Linked DNA regions of Homo sapiens: regions 1 and 3 are each linked to region 2. The links are chromatin loops, found by intact Hi-C in ENCODE. Cell type or tissue: MCF 10A. All regions are shown on one strand. Each heading gives the region's core, and the rest is flanking DNA. Links, peaks and the distances in the headings are about the cores only. Region 1 holds the start of TRX-CAT1-7 (tRNA-iMet (anticodon CAT) 1-7). Region 2 holds the start of TRS-GCT5-1 (tRNA-Ser (anticodon GCT) 5-1). Region 3 overlaps ZKSCAN8 (zinc finger with KRAB and SCAN domains 8).

Evidence for each region. Peaks named below come from ENCODE experiments on the same cell type or tissue, not always from the same donor. Only the 100,000 strongest peaks of a DNase experiment are listed, where the experiment ranks them.
Region 1: a loop joins it to region 2, with 14 times the contacts of the local background. A loop is called at or near these places in 15 of 110 quality-filtered maps.
Region 3: a loop joins it to region 2, with 5 times the contacts of the local background. A loop is called at or near these places in 10 of 110 quality-filtered maps.

Annotation. Positions count from the first base shown.
Region 1 is chr6:27,899,353-27,906,371 of GRCh38, forward strand. TRX-CAT1-7 (tRNA-iMet (anticodon CAT) 1-7) reads right to left here and starts at 3,212; the gene lies at 3,141-3,212. TRG-GCC2-3 (tRNA-Gly (anticodon GCC) 2-3) reads right to left here and starts at 3,626; the gene lies at 3,556-3,626. RefSeq lists cis regulatory regions at 2,494-2,752, 2,978-4,050. In MCF 10A, for the core only: no CTCF peak of the experiment used is centred there; a DNase peak (open chromatin) is centred at 3,649.
Region 2 is chr6:28,209,010-28,216,028 of GRCh38, forward strand. It overlaps TRS-GCT5-1 (tRNA-Ser (anticodon GCT) 5-1), which reads left to right and starts at 4,028; the gene lies at 4,028-4,109. It also overlaps the pseudogene TOB2P1. RefSeq lists an enhancer at 3,928-4,604. In MCF 10A, for the core only: no CTCF peak of the experiment used is centred there; a DNase peak (open chromatin) is centred at 3,982.
Region 3 is chr6:28,158,713-28,165,731 of GRCh38, forward strand. ZKSCAN8 (zinc finger with KRAB and SCAN domains 8) reads left to right here. Exons shown (of 6, transcript NM_006298.4): 6 at 1-748. It also overlaps the pseudogene ZKSCAN8P1. Among named protein-coding and RNA genes, the nearest start is that of ZKSCAN8, 20 kb to the left of the region's middle. RefSeq lists an enhancer at 3,092-3,141. In MCF 10A, for the core only: no CTCF peak of the experiment used is centred there; a DNase peak (open chromatin) is centred at 3,039.

The DNA.
Region 1 (7,019 bases), core at 1,308-6,307, 310 kb before region 2:
TAAAAGTGATTTCCAAAGTCTCTTCCAGAAGAAATAGTTGGCTTCTGAAAATAGATCTCATCCATATGGATCACATGAAGCTATCACTAACAAATGTGACATATGATAAGATTTGTTTCAATCATGGAAAAAGTAGTTCTACACTGCCAACGTAAATAACAGAGGGAGGCTCTCTAAAAGAAAATATATTTTGGGGGAATAGAGCATTGTAATGGGAATATGCATGCCAGAGTAAACAAGTTGAGTATATAAGAAGGTAAAAAAGACAAGGTTAAAAAATCAATTATTTACATAATTGTTTAGAAAGAATTATCCTTGACTATAAAGATTGAGGACTAAACTCTGATTTTTATCTTGCCCAAATTCCCATCTAAGGGGTCTGGGGAGTCATACCCTACAAATCATAAATTCTCATCAGATGGGTTTTATTTAACCCTATATATCATGACTTACTTTCCAACCTGACTCTGGCATAAAACATTATGAGACAAGGAAGAAAATCAAAATATTTTACACCAAAAAACATGTTTCTTTGCCATATTTTGAAATGGCCCTGCAAAATTGTTTTTTTGTGTGTGGGAAAATTTGTGTCTGTAAAGAATCTCTATTAACATAGCTAGATCTTTTTCTTCCAGACCCTCCCAATCCTAAAGAGATTAACTAAGATCTGAGTAGGAAACATTTGTTATCATCTATTGTCTCTAAGGGCAGCCACTGTTAAGACTTCAAAAGAACTTGGTCTCAGGTTCTTAACCTGAACACTCCCTTTCTATCAATCCCAGGTCTTTAGACAAATTCAACCAATTGTCAACCAGAAAACGTTTAAATTCACCTGTAGCGTGGAAGCACCCCACCCTGACCCCCCACCCAATACTCCTGCCCCGCCTCGGCGTCCTGCCTTTCTGGACCAAACCAATGTATTTCTTAAATGTATTTGATTGATGTCTCCTGCCTCCCTAAAATGTATAAAACCAAGCTGCGCCCCGACCACCTTGGGCACGTGTTCTTAGGACCTCCTGAGGGGTGTGTCACAGGTCATGGTCATATTTGGCTCAGAATAAATCTCTTCAAATATTTTACAGGGTTTGACTCTTTTCATCGACAAGATCAATAACAAAGGTAACACCAGTTCAAGGTTAGACAGACAGTTACTGGATGGATGTCCTTATAAAAATATTTTTGTGTAAATTTGCAAGGGCCTTTATACAAGGTTGAGGTTTTTACAATGTTTTGTGATAGTTTTTATGATCAGACATACAAATATAAAAACCCACTCCTCATGGCCTTCCTGGGATCTATTTGTCAGAGTTTTCTTAACATTAGTGATTACATTTTGATTCTGACAACTTTCACAATACAGTGACAGTGTGCTCTCAGGCCCCAAAGTGTCTGTCTTTACAAAATGACTATCTCTATATAGCTGCTCTCTTTTCAGTTTCGTGCTTGCTAATAGGAAACTATATACAGAAAGAAGAATGGCAGCCTTGTACAAGATTAGGAGGTAAATTGAATTCACTACTTTGCAAGGAGGCTCTGTCTGCAGTCACAATATCCAAGAACAAACTGAAAATTCATTTCTTAAATAGGATCCAGGAGAAAATAGAAAGTAGAGTTCCATTTTTCTTGGCTTTTTTTTTTTCTTTTAGATAAATCACATGTGCCTCTGATTATCTGTGTGATTAGAAAGTTTCTTATTGAGAACAGTGTTGGAGTTTGAGACCACCCTGGCCAACATGGTGAAACCCCGTCCTTACTAAGAATAAAAAAAATTAGCTGGGAGTGGTGGTGCTCACCTGTAATCCCATCTACTTAGGAGGCTGAGGCAGGAGAATTGCTTGAACCCAGGAAGTGGAGGTTGCAGTGAGCTGAGATGGTGCCATGGCACTCCAGCCTGGGCGACAGAGCAAGACCGTCTCAGAAAAAAAATTGTATTGCCATGGGCCTATATATAAGCAAGAGTGAAAATGAAATGGGACAGATGAACATCAAAGTCATAATAGACTTGACCTGAGAAAGTCGATAACAGGTCTGGGGATGGAGTTGAAGAATACTTAAATTTCATGAGTGTTTTCCTCTTTTCTCTAAATATAAAAGAGACTTGTAGTTTACATGTCATGATGTTAAATAATAGATCAAATCCATGTGGTCACTTTTGAACTGTTCTATACTTTTTTAAAAGGTGAAATAAGATCGTGAGTAATGAGGAATACTGATGTTTCGGTTTGGTGAATTGGAAATTGTGGCTATTAACTAATATTTACCAACTCACCAGTATCTAAGATGTGCCAGGACTTGTTCTAGGTATGATGGCAACCACAATGCCAAAACACAAAAATCTGTCCTTGTAAATTTACTTCCCATGAGAGAGAAAATACTAAATCAATAAAGACACAATATGCTGCATAGTAATAAGTGCTAAGGAAGAAAACAGACTAGGAGCAAGACATTTTTTGGAAGAGTTGTTATTCAAAATAACTTCACGGTCTGGCGAGAGGGTTCACGCCTATAATCCCAATACTTTGGGAGGCCAGGGCAGGATAATCATCTGAGCGCAGGAGTTTGAGACCAGACTGGGCAAAAAAAGTGAGACACCTTCCTCCCACCCCACATCTCTCCAAAAAAAAAAAAAAGAAAAAAATTCAGCTGGGCTAGGTGGGGAGCACCGGTAGCTCCAGCTACTCAGAAGGCTGCTTAAGCCCACAAGTTCGAAGTTGCAGTGAGCTATGATCGCACCACTTGCACTCCAGCCTGAGTGACAGAGTGAGGCCCCGTCTCAAATAAAATATAAAATATAATATAATATAAAATAATAAAAATAAAATAAATACTTCCAGTTCTCTTTAACTGAATCTCTAAAAATTAGCTACCTGTAAACTTGGAACTCTAAACTAAATTATAGTTTACAAACTGGTAGTATGCTGAGGTGGAGATATTTCAGCTCATGGACTTAGTATCAATTCCTGCTCTTTAAGATGGGGTACCTCTAATTTCTTAACTGAAAGCTGCTTCCTGATTTTCTCCTCAAAGGCATGTGAATACTTCCATTTGCTGTCACTTTTCCTTTGAGTGAGCTGGCAAGGGAAGGAAGGTTGGTGAGAGTAAGTCGTAAGTATCTTTTTAGAAAAAGAAAAAAAAAAAAATAGCAGAGGATGGTTTCGATCCATCGACCTCTGGGTTATGGGCCCAGCACGCTTCCGCTGCGCCACTCTGCTCTATACGGTAGTGATATTTGCAGTGAATTCTTTATGATGTTTTCCTCAAAACTTGGTGGGGATTCTGGTTTTTTGGTATGGTTAAACAAATCTGATTTCCACACCCCACCAAGGGCCACTAGTTCTATTTATGCTGCAAACATGAGGATGAGTTCAGCGTGTATTGGTATCAAACATTATGAAAGCAAAAAAAACCCTCGATGTTTCTGTAAGAAAACAGCATGTCGCTGGCCTGCCTGCTTTATCATGTAGTCAAAATGTAAGGGTAAGGCAAAAAAGGCATAGGGAAAATATCCACCTTCTGAAATAGAATACGTAGTTTTCAAGAATAAAACGTCATCGTTGCATTGGCCGGGAATCGAACCCGGGCCTCCCGCGTGGCAGGCGAGAATTCTACCACTGAACCACCAATGCCTCGCGTACAAAAGAAGCCTTGTCGTCTCTAGGAAGGCTTTGTCGTCTTTCAGGAATCCAACTAATACCATAGGCTGTGTTTTCAAAAAGATATTTAGGTGGCTTTCCGTTCTTATTGAATAGAGCCTCTTAATAGAGCCTTCTTCCCTTCTTTTCAGGAAGAAAAAAATCCCTTTCACTGTAACTTCAAAGCGTCTCCTGCAACACTGGAGGCTGGCCCACGTGTGGGCGGCCCGGCTCCCGCACGGTCTCTGCGGCGAGGTTGGACTGCTCTGGCTGGGCCAGCACCTCCGCCCCGCGGGTCGCGGGCGCCTGCTCTGACTATATATAATAATATAGCCAATTCTTTTGATTAATATTATTGTGGCTACCTTTTCCAACCTTTTACTATTTACTTATGTGTGTCATTATATATACATTTATATACACATACACACACACATATGTATTTTATTTTATTTTATTTTATATATTTTTTGAAACAGAGTCTCCCTCTGTCACCCAGGCTGGAGTGCAGTAGCACGTTTCATGGCTCACTGCAACCTCCGCCTCCCGGGTTCAAGCGATTCTAGTGCCTCAGCCTTCCAAGTAGCTGGGATTACAGGTGTGCTGCTACCGTGTCCTGCTAATTTTCATATTTTTAGTAGAGACGGAGTTTCCCCATGTTGGCCAGGCTGGTCTCAAACTCCAGACCTCAAGTGATCCACCCACCTCAGCCTCCCAAAGTGCTGGGATTACAGGCGTGAGCCACCATGCCCGGCGAATGTCCTTATATTTAAAGCACCTTTCTTATAGACAGCATATAGTGGGCCTTGCTTTTTTATCAGTCTGATGATCCGTGTCTTTTTGTTGGAGCATAATGTGGGACACATTTTGGTACTGGAAATGATGTTTAAAGAAAAAACCTGTGACATATTTATGGGAATATGATTGTTACTCAATGTAAATAATTTAGAAAAGTAAAATACGATAAATATGACAGTGTATTTTGTGTCTATATTTAAATTATACACAGAGAGACAGACGGTATTATCTTCCTAATAATTCCACTATCCATATGGTGCTAATACTTATGCACCTTTTAAAAAACTATATCGATCTCTTATATCTGCAAAAAAGATTTTATTTTTTCACCAATTTTTGCCCTGTGGTCAACTCAGTGTATGTACTGAAAAATGATATAATCTATGTGTTTGTTGTTTTAAACAGGAAAATGTATACAGTTTACAAATTCTCATGATAGATAGTAATTATACTACAAGTAGGAATAAAGTTGGATTCCTGCTAATTTCCTTAAGAATCTAAAATTTAAAAAATCTGATCCTTCAAAAGTAAATTTTATGCTCTTTTCTTTGGAAGATGATGGACTATATAGCCCTAAGTGATACAGATGATGCAGTACCATGAATGATGGCCCTTCCCAAAAGATATGTCTACGTGATAATCACTGGAATCTGCAAATGTTACCTTATATGGAGAAAGATGTGATTAAGAATCTTGGGAGGAGGGATTTATTCTAGATTATCTGAGTGAATTCTAAATGCCATCATGAATCCCTGTAAGAGACAGGTAAAGAGGGATTTGACTGAGGCTCACACAGAAAAGAAAGAGATGAAAATGAAGCCAGAGCTGAGAGTGATGTGGCCACAAGACAGGGACGAGCAGGGCATGCCCATAGTCACTAGAAACCAAAAAAAGCAGAAACAAGTTCATCACCACCACCACACCTCGTCTGCCCACCCACCCACCACCCTCCAGAGAGAACATGGCCTTGCTAGTACCTTGATTTCAGACTTCTGGCTTCCAGAACTGTGAGATAATAACTTTCTATTGTTTTAAGCCGTCAAGCACATGGCAATTGGTTATGAAAGCCCTAGGAAACTGATACAGTTGATTACTTCATTGTATCCTTTATTTAAATATTCCATTATACCCCATTTTTTATCTTCAGGAAGTTTTTTTAAAATCTAACCAAATTTCTCCTATATTGTAGTTGACAGAGCCATACACTTTTTGGATGGAAAGGGATCTTGAAAGGGATCTTATAAGTCACGCAGTCCAACTTCCCTTGGGCTGCTTCTCATATTTGAAAATCATCTCCACAGATATTTACCCATTCAAGCCATTTCATGTTTTCTAGCGTTGACTTCTGTATGCTAAATCAGAATAGCTTCCATCCAGTTCTTTCCTTGGAATCAACTCAATTTCTTTTACATGACATTATTCCAAAGGTTTAGTTATATCTATCATTTTCTCTGCTGCTTTTGTTTCTTTGGTCATTAACAGAAATTGTTATCACAAATGTTATTTCACAAAAGGAAATTCCTAAAACAGAATTTAAAAAGGAAAGACATTAGGTAGATTGTTTAATTCAATCTCTATTTTATATAGAATTCTATTTTCCCTCATTGCCAGAAATGGTCAGCTATTTCATCATGGTATAACATCTATTTGTGTGTGTGTGTGTCCTTATATCATGCTCAGATCTACTTTTTAATTTTTATGCATTAGTAGAATTTATAACCTTTATGAAACAAACTAAGCTATGCACATGATTTCCCTTTAAATAGCTGAAGAAAGCTACTGCTTCATGATTTGACAAAGCATTTTCTACCCAGCATTGAAAAAATCAATGCCTTCAATAATTCTTCAAGAGGCATGATGTTCTGATTTTTCAATTCTCTAGTCATTATTTTGTGTAGGCATTTTAGTTTTATAATGTATCTCTTAAAATATAAATCCTCAAACTAAAGCCAATAATCTACATGTTTTATTATCCATATGTCTTAGCTGGTATGGGATTCACTGCCAATCATATTTCTATTAATACTATTATGTAGTATATAATTGAAGTAAATGTGTTTGTCTTGATTTACGTGAAATTTCATCCTTTTATTTATTGCTTTTAGTTTTTAATTTTATTTCTGACTTCTTTGGAATTATTACTTTCCCAAAGTTTAGTGTCATTTTTAACTTATGAAGTCTGTTCTCTTTAAATTCATGCAAGTTATTTATAAGTGCATATTCTAGTAGGATAAAACATTTAAGTCTTATAATAATAATATTTTCATGGTGATAGTGTTTTATTAATCACCTTCTGAGTGAGGTTTTACAAAAAGATAGGGACAAATGGAACTGCTTTCACATTTTGGTCATTATTGCTCCATATTGTACGGAAGTAGAATAAGAATTGTTTGCAAATTCTATTCGGAAATCAAGATTTATGGAAGTCCTAGCCAGAGCAATCAGGCGAGAGAAAGAAGTAAAACACATCCAAATAGAAAAAGAAGTGCAACTATCTCTGTTCACTGAGGATGTAATTCTATCCCTAGAAACCCTGAAGACTTTGCCCAAAGTCTCCTGGAACTGATAAACTACTTCAGTAAAGTTTCA
Region 2 (7,019 bases), core at 1,276-6,275:
ATATCTTACTGCTTATTTGCTGGGAATGTCTCATTTTTAAAATGGCTTTCTCAGATTTCTTTGTTTTTCCTATTTTGACCAGTGTGTTAATTTTCTTAGAATGGACTTAGAGGATTAGGTGAATTACTTCATAGCACAAAGTTGCTAGGGCAGAATTTTGCTTATTGCTTATATGGGCAGCAAGATAATTTTCCTTCTAAGGGCCAGTGTTAAATACTGACCTTATCTCTATTTAATTTGAACATAATCAACAATATTGTTCAAGAACAGAGTCACCTAAATATAATGTCTTTGACAGAGTGTGGTATTTGCCTCATCTCTCTGCTCTAATTGAATGCCTTGCACTTGTCTCCTAAAAATTTCCTTTCCCTGGATTTCACATAGTGCTCTTTATAATTAACCCAGAATATTCCTTTGGTGAAAACATACTCTCTTTTCAGAGGTTTGCACCTAGGATCTTTAGCAGTCAAGGCTCACCTGTCACCTTTGCTAAGAAGACATCTACTGATAAATTATTTTTAATCCAGTTGGTGTGGATACGAATAAATTAGCTGTCAAAAGTTTTGCAAGATTGGAGATATTTTGTTTTTAAGTTTTTTATTCTTTTGACTAACTAAATATGTACAACTTACCCTTGCAGTATTTAGAAAAATGGACAAAATACAGAATAGTTATTTAAAATGGGAAATAAGCCAAGGAATCACCAAATGATTTCCTGTAAATTAGATTTACTCCAAGAAATAGAAATTCCAGAATATTAATCATTTGTAGTTAAAATCTTGAATAAGGAGAGTTCCCCACGATGGATATAAATCTCATATTTCCTATAGTCCTTTGAAATAACAAATTCTTCTCCTGACTCAAAGACGAAGGAAAAAACATTCTATTGCAGACGGCCTGCATAGGTTGGTTTATGACGAGTCTTAACATGTAAAAGTTAAATTGTCATTTCCACAATACCTACCACTTCCTCAATCTTCCCAGTTTTAATAAACACTACTTCCACTTGCCCCACTACTCAAGCGAGAAGCAGGAAACTCATTATTGGTCCTTCCCTGTCACCAACTGTTTAGGTTTGCCTGGGACTGGGGGGTCTCTCAGAGACATGGAACTTTCTGTGCTGAAACAGAAAAGTTCCCAGCAAACTAGGATGAATTGTTCACCCTACTCATCACTCACAGTGTGTGTCCACCATTTTATCTCCAACATATATCTTGGACCCATCCACCTCTCTCCATTCCTATTGCCACTCTCCTAGTCTGAGCCACCACCACCTCTCGTGACAGCTGCTGCCCTGGCTTCCCAACTGGTCTGCTCACAGCTATTTCTGGCCACCTGGTCTCTCCAGAGCAGCTAGAATGATCTTTCAAAGAAATCAAACAGGGCTGGGAGCTGGTAGGAAGAAAGCCCAGGCAGGACCTGGTGAAAAAATAGCAGTTAGAATCACTATGCCAGAGAACACGATTAAAAGAAGGGTTTCCACTGTCCTGAAGCAGTCTGTGGAATCAGATCCTTTATAGGTAGTGTCTGCCAGCTTGAACTACAAGATGTTAGGAAAAAACTCCATCTTGTCCTACATAAAATCGTTCCATTGGTAAATCTAATGGTCGTTTCTTAATATTATACTTTATTTCTCAGCTGTGTTTGACTGTTCACTCTTATGTCTTGAATAATTTAAATTTATCTTTACTTTAAAAACATTAATTACTAAGTAACGTACTCATTATGAAAAAAGTAAAATCTTGAAAAAACCTTTAATATAGAAAGTTAAAAAGCTTCATATTCTCACTGTTAGAGATACCAGCTATTAACAAGTAATATACATCCTTCTGGAGGTTTTTTATGTTTATATCAATCAGAGCCTTCCAGAAGTCCAAAAGGTTCATGCCATCTTCATTTTCAGTGTATAAAAAAAAAAGAAATGCCAAATAAGATTTGAGAATATTGAAGACCTTTAATTTAACTCTTAAAAAATACACAGTAGTTGTATGTATAATACATACACAGATATACATACACATACATAATACTTCTTTAAAGATAATATGAAAAGTCTATGTTTAGAACCTTCTTAAAATTGAGCCTGAAGCTAAATGGCCCTCACCAACATTAAATATCTAAACTCTCTATCATCTAAAACAAACAACCGTACTATACATACTGTTCTGCAACTTGCCTTTTTTAAAAAAAACTTAGAAGTGGGAAAATAGGCTGGGCAAAGTGGCTCATGCCTGTAATCCCAGCACTTTGGGAGGCCGAGGGGGGCGGATCACTTGAAGCCAGGAGTTGGAGACCAGCCTGGCCAACATGGCAAAACCCCGTCTCTACTAAAAATACAAAAATTAGCCAGGCATAGTGGCATGTGCCTGTAATCCCAGCTATTGGGGAGGCTGAGGCAGAAGCATCGCTTGAACTCGGGAAGTGGAGGTTGCAGTGAGCAGAGATCACCCCACTGCATGCAGCTTGGGCGACAGAGCGAGACTTCATTTAAAAAAAAAAAAAGTGGGAAAATATTTATAAACTACTATGTATAGAACAGCATTATTCCTATTAATAATCACATACCACTTTAATGTTTTGCTTAATCATAATTTATTTAACTAAGTATTCCACTTTGGTGGACATTGGGTCGTTTTAATGTTTAACACAGGTGTGAGAATAAAAAAGAGCCTCTCCCAACAAAGCTGAGAACAGAGATAGGACATTTCACAGGGAGGAAAAAAAGCACCAACATTCTTCTGGTAGAAAAGAAAAATTTCCCCTCCAAAATTCTGCACCAAATATCAAAAAGCACACAAACTCTAACGAGTGTAAGAATCTTCCTTCCTTCCTTCCAGTTTTTTTTGTTTGTTTTTTTGTTTGTTTGTTTTTGTTTTTGACAGGGTCTCATTCTGTGGCCCAGGCTGGAGTGCAATGGCGGCAATCAGGGCTCACTGTATAGCCTTGACGCCCCCAGGGCTCCAGCGATCCTCCGCCTTAACCTCCTGAGTAGCTGGGACCACAGGTGCGGGCCACCACTTCCGGCTGATTTTTGCAATTTTTGTAGAGATAGGGTTTCTCCATGTTGCCCAGGCTGGTCTCGAAATTCTGAGCTCAAACAATCCACCCGTCTTGGCCTCCCAAAGTGCTGGAATTACAAGCGTGAGCCCCCGCACCCAGCCTCAGGCTTCTTTTCTTGCTGATCATTTTATAATTGAGGTTGTCAGAGCTGGAAGGGACGTTAGGGGTTACTGTTCTGCTTCTCAAGTTGGGTTGGATTTAGTGAGTGGGCTTAGTTAAGAGCCACAATTAGGACCAGGCATCCTGACTCCCGCACCAGGGGGTTACCCACCCCACAGGCCCTTCCCAGTGTCGGTAGCAACTGGACTGAGCCAATCTTGTGCTAAACACAAAAAGACTTTCTTTCTTTCACTGTCCTGACCAAAGCAAGAGGAGTGCCATCGGGGTGCCTGCGCGCCTCTAATTTTTGTAAAAAAACATGTTCTCACCTGTTGCTGATTTATCATAGACTGATCAACACCAACTCCTAGAGAAAGTAACAAAAGAGAAAGGAGGGCATCTCCTGGCCCTCGGGCATATTACAGAAGCAAATGAAAAGGAATTACAGTCAGGTTTCTGGTACGTCACAGAAAACAGGAATCTAAGGACAAAGTTTAGATCGGGAAGCAAATCAACCCTTTGAATGCAGAATAAAGTGGCAGAAGGACCCGGCGAAGGTCCCAGCGTGTCTCGAGGGGCATACAGGGCGGCCAGCTGGAGCCGGGTCAACAAAAAAGCAGGTGATTTTTGTCTACCAATGAATGCCGGCACTGGTTCAACCTATTATTAGATATTTGCCAAGTAACTTCACTACTCTAAGTGACAGTCGTCATTTTTATGGTGGTTGTGAAATGTGTCTTAATTAAGACACCTGACTCAGACTGTGGTTATGGGGATTAAACCAGGAAAAACGATTAGATCATGTTTCTACAAGACTCACTGGGAGCACTACACAGACGAAGAAATTCAAGTTGTTGATTCTTTGTGTGACGAGGTGGCCGAGTGGTTAAGGCGATGGACTGCTAATCCATTGTGCTCTGCACACGTGGGTTCGAATCCCATCCTCGTCGGCTGCATAGCAAGCCTTTTGTTCCAGGAATCACAAATGATATGGTAAGCACTTTATTTGGCAAATTCATTCCGTATTCACCAGCCATTTCAATAATTCCCTCTGATCTTTCCTGCTCTCTGCTTCTTTAGTAACACTTGTCTTAGCTGTGAATGTAATTTGTTAGTTGATTTATTTGATTCAGGCTTCATTCTCATGCAAATTTTCATTCCTTCACAAGTTTTGCTTAGCGGGATTCCCCATTGAGGAAACAATTGAAGATTTAATTGAGGGCTATAGAAAAACATTGCCTGAAAAATTTAAAGGTACTTATAAAATCATAAAGAGTTACATATGCAACATTATGGGTATTGAACCGTATGGGTTACTTAAGGCATTTTCAGCCTAATTGTATATCTCTACTGAAATTTTCATTTATTATCTTAATGCTAACTTTTAAAGCAGTCACTATTGCCTAAGGATTCCATCTTTGAAAAAGGAAGGAGAGTGAGAGTGTCTCTTAGAGATATAGCAAAACTTACAAATACATTCCATAGAACATTTCTAGTTAGTACTAAAGCATTTCCTCCTGAGAAAGGAAAGAAGAATGTCAGTATTATGTAGTTTCCATTTGTAACTTCCATCTTGGCTGATCTTTTGAGAGAAAAAAAGGAATACACATAATTTTATTCAGTTTATTCAATTATTTTCATTTCGAAAATAAGTACTACATTCACATGATTCAAAAAATATGAAAAGTTGTATAGCAAAGTTTTGCCACTAATTACCTACTGCCATCAGTAGGACACTCTTATTAGCTTTCATGTATCCTTCCAGAAACATATATAAGACTATTATTTATAAGACTTGCATATATAAGACTACTAATCTCTCAAAGATATACTCTTAAGTGAAAAAAGCATGATGCAAGACAATATGTATAGGTGCTACTTGTAAAAAGAGGTAAACATACCTGTGTCTGAAGATATATACATATATATATAATTTTGAATATAGCATTTTATGTGAGTGTCTATATTTACAATATAAATGTCTAGGAGTAGATATACTGTGTCCTGGGTAACATTCATTTGTAAGATACTGTCAAATTTCTTCCATAGAAGTTGTGTTGACTTACCCTCCCAACAAAGTGAAAAGGAGGTCAGACCACACCTGCTTATGCAGCCCTTACAAGAGAGATTATTGTTTCAACTAGCGTTGTCCCAGATCATCTAAATGGAAGCTCAAGTACTCACAGTGAGGAGGAAGTGATTGAGAATCCTGGATTCTCATAAACTCAGTGACCTTGGTTTATTACAGATTTTCTGGGTAACTACTGGCAGTTTATACACTGGGCTTCATAAATATTCAATATTTAATGGATTTTTAGGGATTAATGGTGTTGAGCTTTGTGTGATTTGAGAGCACGACTCATTCGATTGTTTTAAATGGGAATGAGAATTTTAAATTGTCTAAGTCAGAGGTCTGAAATTGGATCACTGGCTTCAAAGCATTATTAGCTTTTGGCCTGATGCGATGGCTTATGCCTGTAATCCCAACACTTTGGGAGACCGAGGCGGGTGGATCACCTGAGGTCAGGAGTTCGAGACCAGCCTGGCTAACATGGCTAAAACCTGTCTTTACTAAAAATACAAAAATTAGCTGGGTGCAGTGGCACACGCCTGTAATCCCAGCTACTCCGGAGGCTGAGGCAGGAGAATCTCTTGAACCCCGGAGAGCGAAGTTGCAGTGAGCCAAGATCACACCACTGCACTCCAGCCTGGGCAACAGAGCAAGATACTGTCTCAAAACAAAACAAAACAAAACAACAACAACAACAACAAAAAACCATTATTATGCCGACGAGATTGCTCTAATTCAGTGGTTCTTAAATGTGTGGTCTCTGGAACAATAACATCATTATCACCTGGGAAAAAACGCTAGGTCTGGGGTCCAGCAATTTGTGCTTTAAAAAGCTCTCCAGGTGATCCTGGTTTATGCTAAAGTTTGGCACTGCTGCTCTAGTTTTGTTTTGCCTCCCCCTCCCCTTCTAAAACATGGTTAATCTAGATTCTGTGTGATTTGGTAAAATCTTCTCTCTCTCAGGATCCACCTTCCTCTCATCATTCCAACATCAACTGAGGGTCTATCCTGCCAGGATTAATCCCTCTAACTCCTGCACTGTCGGAGGGCCACAGAGCAGTAATGTGGTGTTAAAGACAGTAGCCAAAGACCACCAGGAACAAAGCAAAATCAGATTTAATACATAGATGAAGTGACAGGATATTCCAGAGTAACGGAGAAATGCAGTTCAACAAGAGGCTGGAGAGAACTGTCTTTTGTAAGGTTTGGGTTCCCATTCGAGGATTCTGAGGAATCTCTAAGAGAAGCAGGATCAGTTCTGGATTGCTTGGTGTTTCTGAGGTGGGGTTAGGAGTAGTGGGGATTAGCTAGGGATTGGGCGTTGTCACAAGGAGAGAGTGATCTTCGGTATCCCCAGTAGTACATGGATGGGTGTGGCAAAGCGGGTATGCGCACTCGTAAAAAGGCAGCAATTGCTCAAAGAGGGGACCATTGCGACATTTTACGGCTGCTGCATGATCTTGGAAAACAGTGTTTCCTGTTAACTTTGCATCTGGCTTTACCTGTCCTCCCAGCCCCTGGTAACAGCTTTTGGGGTTTTTTTGTTTGTTTGTTTGTTTTCAATTGGAGGAGATTTCCTTTCTTTTCGTGGTGACAGGTTTTCACTCTTCCCAAAACTTAGGAAACTGTTCTCCGGCTCAATGGGGTGGGAAGTTACCCGGAACGCAATTTCTCCTCCTCCGGCCTGAAGTCAGGTTGGCGGTAGGATTGCCAGATAAGATACAAAATACCCAATTAAATTTGAATTTCAGATAAAGGAAGAACAACATTTTGCATACAAATCAAGCAA
Region 3 (7,019 bases), core at 994-5,993, 51 kb before region 2:
CAATTTCCTTGCTCCCAGGATCCCCATCTTGTATAAAGTTTCTAAGGTGCTCCTCCTCAAACTCCATTTTTACAATATCCGTATTGTAAAATTTTCATTTTCAGTAACACCCAGTAGATAATTTTTCAAAGACGATCCTCCTCAAACACCCATTTTTACAATATCTCTATTGTAAAATTTCATTTTCACTAAGTAACACCCAGTAGATAATTCCTATGGAGCAGTGGTGTTCCAAATTCTCCATTACCTCTATGCCTAATATTCATCAGCCTTCATTACTCTCTAGCATATTCACCTTGATTCAACAGATTCAAACTTCCTACAGCCTTCTACTGATGTCTTACAAGCTCTTGCCTCTGTGCCTTTCTCATGCTATTCTTTTTGCTTAGATTGCTCTTTGGTCCCAGCTCATGTTCATCACTCCCTTCAAAGCCTTTCTTCCTTTATATCTTCTGACTGAGCTCTCCCTGATTGACATCACCTCATGCGATGACCTCCCTCATTCTGTGCTGCCTCAGCACTTATCTTTTGAGTTTGTACTGTGGTCCATGTACTTACTAATATGTTGCTTTGTAATTATTTTCTAGCACTCTGTGTTACAGTTTCATATTTGTATTTATTTCCAAAATTAAATTGTAAGCTCCTTGAGGGCAGGAATAATAACTTTTACATTTGTATCTCTGCACCCCCGAGTGCCTAGTATAGTGCTGAGCACATAGTAGGCGTTTAATAAATGCTTGTTGAAGTATTGTGTGGATTATTTGTGGTGGTATCTACAGAAATTTTTAAGCTGTTTTCAAGAATGTCTCTTACCACTTTGGGTGCTCAAAAATGTACAGACCTATTTTCGTATGCTAGCATAGTATATCAGGATCTGCCTCTACCTAAGAGTAAGGCCAAAAAAAATTCATCTTTAGGAAATTATGTGTGAAAAGCTGAAGCTCTCCATTTGGTCAGCCTTATTGGTCCAGAAAGAAAATAAGCACTAAAGACTATTGTGTGAAGGTTATAATTCCAAAAGTGCTTGAGAATAGGCTTTTGTATATGAGATTAGTGGTTCTCTTTGGGAGAAATTTGGCAATGTTTGGGGACATTTTTGGTCATACCATTGGTGGGCAGCTGGGATGCTATTGGCATCTAGTAGGTAGAGGCTGGGGATGCTGCTAAGCATCATGTTTGCACAGGACAGCACCTCACCCCCCCGCATCGCCCCGCCCCTGCCCCTGTCCCCGCCCCACAACAAAGAATGATCTGGCCCAAAATCCTTAATGCTGAGGTTGTGAGACTTGATATATTTAAGGTAAATAGGAGAAAGAGATACGAAGTACTGGCAATACAATTAGAAAAATTAGCTATGCCAAGCCTTAAGAGAATCCTGTGTGTGTGCATATTTTGTGGTTTTTAAGACTATAAAAGAAAAAGAAGACTTAATGTTTGGCATTCACAGCAACATATGTCAGGGTGTTGATAAACAATAAAGTTGATGATGTTTTAAGGTTGCTTTCAGCATCAGATCTGCCATCATCCCTATGCCAAGTGTTTCAGCATACAAGTGTTACAGAAGTACAAGTCTAGTTTTAGTCTTCCATATCTTGGTTCATTATAGCATCAAAGGTAAAATACTGGGGGCTGTCTCTTTAACAGAGGGGCTATAACATCAAAGATTTAGCCTTAAGGACAACATATGACCCTCAGTCCCTTGGACAGCCTCTAGGCAGGAATTACCAGCATGCCAAGGAAACCACAAGCCAGAATATTGTCAGAGTTTGTCAAGTAAAACCATTCCAGTTTTATTTGTTTTTAACGTAGTTTTTAACATACTGTGTTAATCCTATTTAGGAAGGCAAATATGTAGGAGGAAATGTGATTTCCTAAATTAAATCGTTAAAAAGCAGGCCTTTAGAAGCACTAGCTTGCTTTTGCAGCAGGGGTACTTAATTCAGCAGGTTTAGAAAGGTTCAACCCCTGGGTGCAGTGGCTTATGCTTATAATCCCAGCACTTTGGTAGGCCAAGGCAGAAGGATTGCTTAAGGCCAGGAGTTCAAGAGCAGCCTGAGCAACAGCAAGACTGTCTCTACAAAAAAAACTTAAAAAATAAAAAAGTTAATCGGGTGTGGTGGGATGCATCTGTAGTCCCAGCTACTCAAAAGGATATGGTGGGAGGATCCCTTGAGCCCTTGCAGTGAGCTATGATTATGCCACTGGGCGACAGAGGTCTCAAAAGTTCAACCCAAGTTAGAAAATCAGTTTAAATGTGTAATATACCAAAGAAATAACTGCTTGCTCTGTCATATTTAAATATTCATAGTTTAGAATGCTAGGTTTAGTGTTCCAATCCATTATTCTGTAAATGGAGGCTCAAAGAGGCCACTTGGTTAGGTTTCCTGGGGCTTTGCCCATTTCTTTTCTCCCCTAGTTATGCCCTCAGGTGTGACCCTTGTATATTCTTAATTCATGCTCTGCCATAAGATGGATTCAAACTTTGTGCCTCCACCTGTAATGATTCATTTTAGGAATTACTCCTTTTATCATCTTTATATCCAAACCAGTATATTTACTGACTACAGTGCTTTGAGTTAAGTTCTTTCATAAATAATTGAATAGCCGGAGAAATTTTGCAGTATCGCAGTCATGTTTTGAAAATATTGTTCTTGGTTCTTGTCTCTAATCTTTGAGAAAGCACACAGGATATAGTGTGTTGGCTTTCAGATCACTAATAATTAAGACCAGAGTTCTGTGGCCCCGTGTGTCGCTTTAAGGGATCCTGTAGGGCCCACACGAGAAATTTCACCAACTGCACTATCTTTAAATTCCAACATACACGGGTGGTCCTGCCCTGGATAAAACTCAGGAAGCAAAATCAACCTTCGAGAGAGGTGAGGTAGGAAGTCTGAGCATTGCCGACGGGCCGGAGCAAATCGCTCCCGGGCTAGACCCTGCCTACACCGCGGCGGGGACAGGTGGAGGTTTCAACCCCTGTTTGGCAACCTCGGGCGCAGCCAGGCCCCGCCCAGAAATTTCCGGGACACGCCCCGGAAGTACTGAGAGGGACTTCCGCCCCGAGGCGAGGCCTCGGAGCTGGTTGCTGCTCACAGGCAGAGAAACGCTGGTATGCATTTGGGTGTCGCTTGGGTGGATGTTGCACAGCTGCAACCCCTCAGACCTCGTCTCTCCGCGCCTGCCTGGGTGGAATGTGTGCAGGAACTCCAGGAGAGGCAACCCATCCTGGGACGGTGGGGATTGTATCCAAATGCAGTCTTCCAGGAAAGGGTTTTTCCTCGAGATTTAGTGCCGCAGGTGCCCAGAGTTGGGACTACTTCCCTTTCAGTTACAACCCTGGTTTTTACTGCCGTCTTCAGAGCTTCATTGAGTGCCAACTACAAGTGTGCTTCTGGTACCAATTGGTATCACTGCCCACCAGATCTTCAGCTCTCTTTTTCAAACAAAAGGGGGAAAATGCAAATAATTGGAAATAAATGTTCGGTGCTCTAAATTCAGGAGAGGCTTCTTCCACCACTTAATTGTGCCCGTGACATTTCATTTCGAATGCAGAATTTATTTTCTCTCTACTTCAGCTTGGCAATAAATGGCTACCCTTCCCTTTAGCAGTCACTTCCATCCACGCCAGGACCACCTTACAGCAACCTTAATGCTGTTCTCTCATGAGCCCTTCCACTATCCCAAGCAGTGCTTAAAGGCAACGGGGAAGATTACCACTGCAGACCTGCTGCCCCAGCATGTGATCTGAGAGCCCTTTGCAAATTAGCTCCTTATTTAACATTGCACTTCTTTCCCCCCATAACCCTTAGTAGTATAACACCTATGGCAATCTTTGCTTTTTCTTTGAGTAAAATGTTTCTTTTACAGAAGTGTTCCTGAAAACTCGTCAATTACAGGAAAAGCTGCATGACTGCATCTTTAGAGGAGATGGTTTCGCTGGTTCCAAGGATTCTGTTAATGAGAAAACTCCACAGGCCAGCATTCTGTAAGCTGGCTCCAGCAGCCCAGTTGACAGTGGCTGAGGCCAGTTCCTGATCATCCTGAGGAACACCAGGTCTGGGAGAGGGAACAGCACTGGCCAGGGGAGGGAGGATTTTCCTTGGGCAAGTGGCTAAGCTGGATGATTTCAAGGAATTGAGTGAATCCAGACAGCAGGTGGGGAGAGAGATTACCATCTTACAACTTTTGATCTCTTAGGGATTCTTCCCTTTTTTTCCCCTACTTTTTAAGCACGTAAGTCAGAAGCCACACTACCTGTGATTTTGGCCAAGTCATTTTATCTTTCTGTGCCTATATGTCATCTGTCAATGGGGATAATAAAAGCACCTGTCTAGAGTTGTTATGAGGATTACATGAACAGTACCTGCTACATAGGAAGTGCTATCCAGGTATTTGTTGTAATTATTTCTTACTTTGCTTACCTCCCTGGAATTAGCCTGTTCTGCTGATTTATTCATTTCCACAGCGATTCTTTGATAAATTCATGTGTTTAATTTTTTTCTGGCCCCAGCTGTTGGATACAGTCAGGAAATAGGCAAGAAATGCCAGCTCCGGAAGCAGAGGGAGAATAAGATAGTTATTCTCTAGTGCCACCCAGGAATATGCCACTGAAGTGTTAATGACAGACTCTTCCCTCTACAGGAGAGTTGTGCTAAACTTTGATGTTTTGTGGTCTTCTGGGGATTCTGGAAGTAAGGGACCTGAGGTGACTTAACAACAACTGCTGTATGACAGGATCAGGATAAGTGAGTTGTGAATGCTTAGCAGAGTCTGATTAAGTTCAGAGTGAAGCTGGAGCAGGAGAGAATCCAGCTCTGACCTGCCGTTTACACTTTTTTTTATCGTTCAGGAACTTCATCTTGGCTGCCAGTTTTCAGAAATAGAAATTGTAAATATATTTCCATTTTTTTGTCTTTGACTGCTTAAAGTGCTTTTGTTTGTTTGTTTTACCTCACAGGAGTTTTTATTCTATGTGGGTCAAGTTTACCAATCTTTTCATTAATGATCTCTGGATATTGGCTTATAAGGAGGAGGACTTTTCTTTTTTGAGATGGAGTCTCGCTCTGTCACCCAGGCTGGAGTGCAGTGGTGCGATCTCTGCTCACTGCAACCTCCGCCTCCCGGGTTCAAGCGATTCTCCTGCCTCAGCCTTCTGAGTAGCTGGGATTACAGGCACGCACCACCACACCTGGCTAATTTTTGTATTTTTGGTAGAGACGGGGTTTCACCATGTTGGTCAGGCTGGTCTCAAACTCCTGACCTCATGATCCACCCACCTTGGCCTCCCAAAGTTCTGGGATTACAGCCGTGAGCGACCGCGCCCGGCCAGGAGGAGGGCCTTTCTATTCTGAGGTTATAAAGGACTCACCTCATGTTTTCCTCTGGTACTTTTATGGTTTTATTTATAACATGTAAAACTGGTTTATTTGGAATATATCCTAGTTTATAGAGTAAGGTAGAAATCTAATTTACCATCTTTCCAGATGGTTATCCAGTTCTCACCATGCATTTGAAGAGTTCACTTTTTTTTTTTTTTTTAACTCATTTGCTACCTTTATCATATGCTAAATTTATGTGTCTATTTCTGGGCCTTCTGTTCTGTACCATTATCATGAGTACTACACACTTTAAGTATTAAGGCTTTATAATAAGTAAGTTCTTTAGGACAAGTGCCCTTCTTCCTCAGTTTCCCCAGGTAGTCCTGCATGTTTAGTCTTCTAGGTGAACATTAAAATCTTCTAAAAAGTTTCTATTTTCATGAGAATAGTGTTGAATTTACAAATTAATTTGGAGATTACTGGCTGAATACTACCCTGAGAAGCTGTAAAGTGGCTTAATCTGGGAAGCAAGCCCTAGATTGAAATTTCATCTTGGCTGTTTTAACAGGTGCCTGACCTCGGAAAATTTATTTGCTTCTCAGTTTTTATATATATGAGAGGAGGACTTTAACGTCTGCCCTGTAGGATTAAATGAGATAAAAAGCATAAAATGCCTTCTTGGGAGTAAGCAATCCTTTCTTCACATGGTCCATTCTAGTCAACTCACAAATCCCTGAGAGGGAAGCCTCCAGGATCCTAGAGTAGATGACCAGATGCCCAGGCGCAGGATCCACGGAAGTCAAAGTCAAGCTTTCTAGGCCGACAGCTGTCCTCAGTCGCTTGGTCAGATAGTCTAATCTCAGTTTTTCAGGTGAGTTCCCTCTTGACTTTCTTCTAGAGTTTTGCGTGTGCCCTGGAGTGGACACCCTCGGAGGATGGGAGAAACTGTGTACTGCGCCAGGTCGCCTCAGGCCTGCCTTTTCCCTCCATCCTTTCCCACCCCTCCCCTCTTCCACCCACTTTCTCACACTCCTCCTCTTTTCTCTTTCCTCCCTTTTCCTCCCTCTTCATCATCCTCCCTCTTATTTTTCTTTCCCTTCACTACCCCATCTCCTGCCTGGCCCTTCTGCACTGGCAGAGTAGACCCTCAGAAACCCTGGGAGGGAGGATGGCTGGGACAGGCTGATGTCTTGAGTCCTGTCCTTGGCTGTCTCTGAGGCTCTTAAGACTCCTAATTACAGGAGTGACTCCGACTTGCTTTTCTGACAGGGCTAAATTTCCGAGAGTGGGGTGCAGGAATGGAGACCTTATTTTCTCTTGGTCCTGGATCCTCAGTTCTGCTTTGTGTTGGTTTTTGTTGTTGATATTGTTGTTTGTTCATTTTGTAGAATATCGTTCAATTGGGATTTAACTGTTTTTGTCATTATTATACTGAGGTTATATGTTCTGGGGAGGAAGACCACAGAGGTGAAGTGCCATTCTCATTATATCAAGGGTACACACTGTTAACTTATAACTGTCAAGACATAAAACAATTTGTAAGGTGGAAAAAGGCAGAGAGGGGTAATTAGTGTAATTTGAGTTGGGAGCAAAAATTTTATCAAGTTTAGACACAAAACTGGGTTTGTTCCCAAGAAAGTAGCAGCCATCCCTTTTCTTAGGAGAGGTGAGGGGTTTATTCTGTCACAGTTCCAGCAGAGA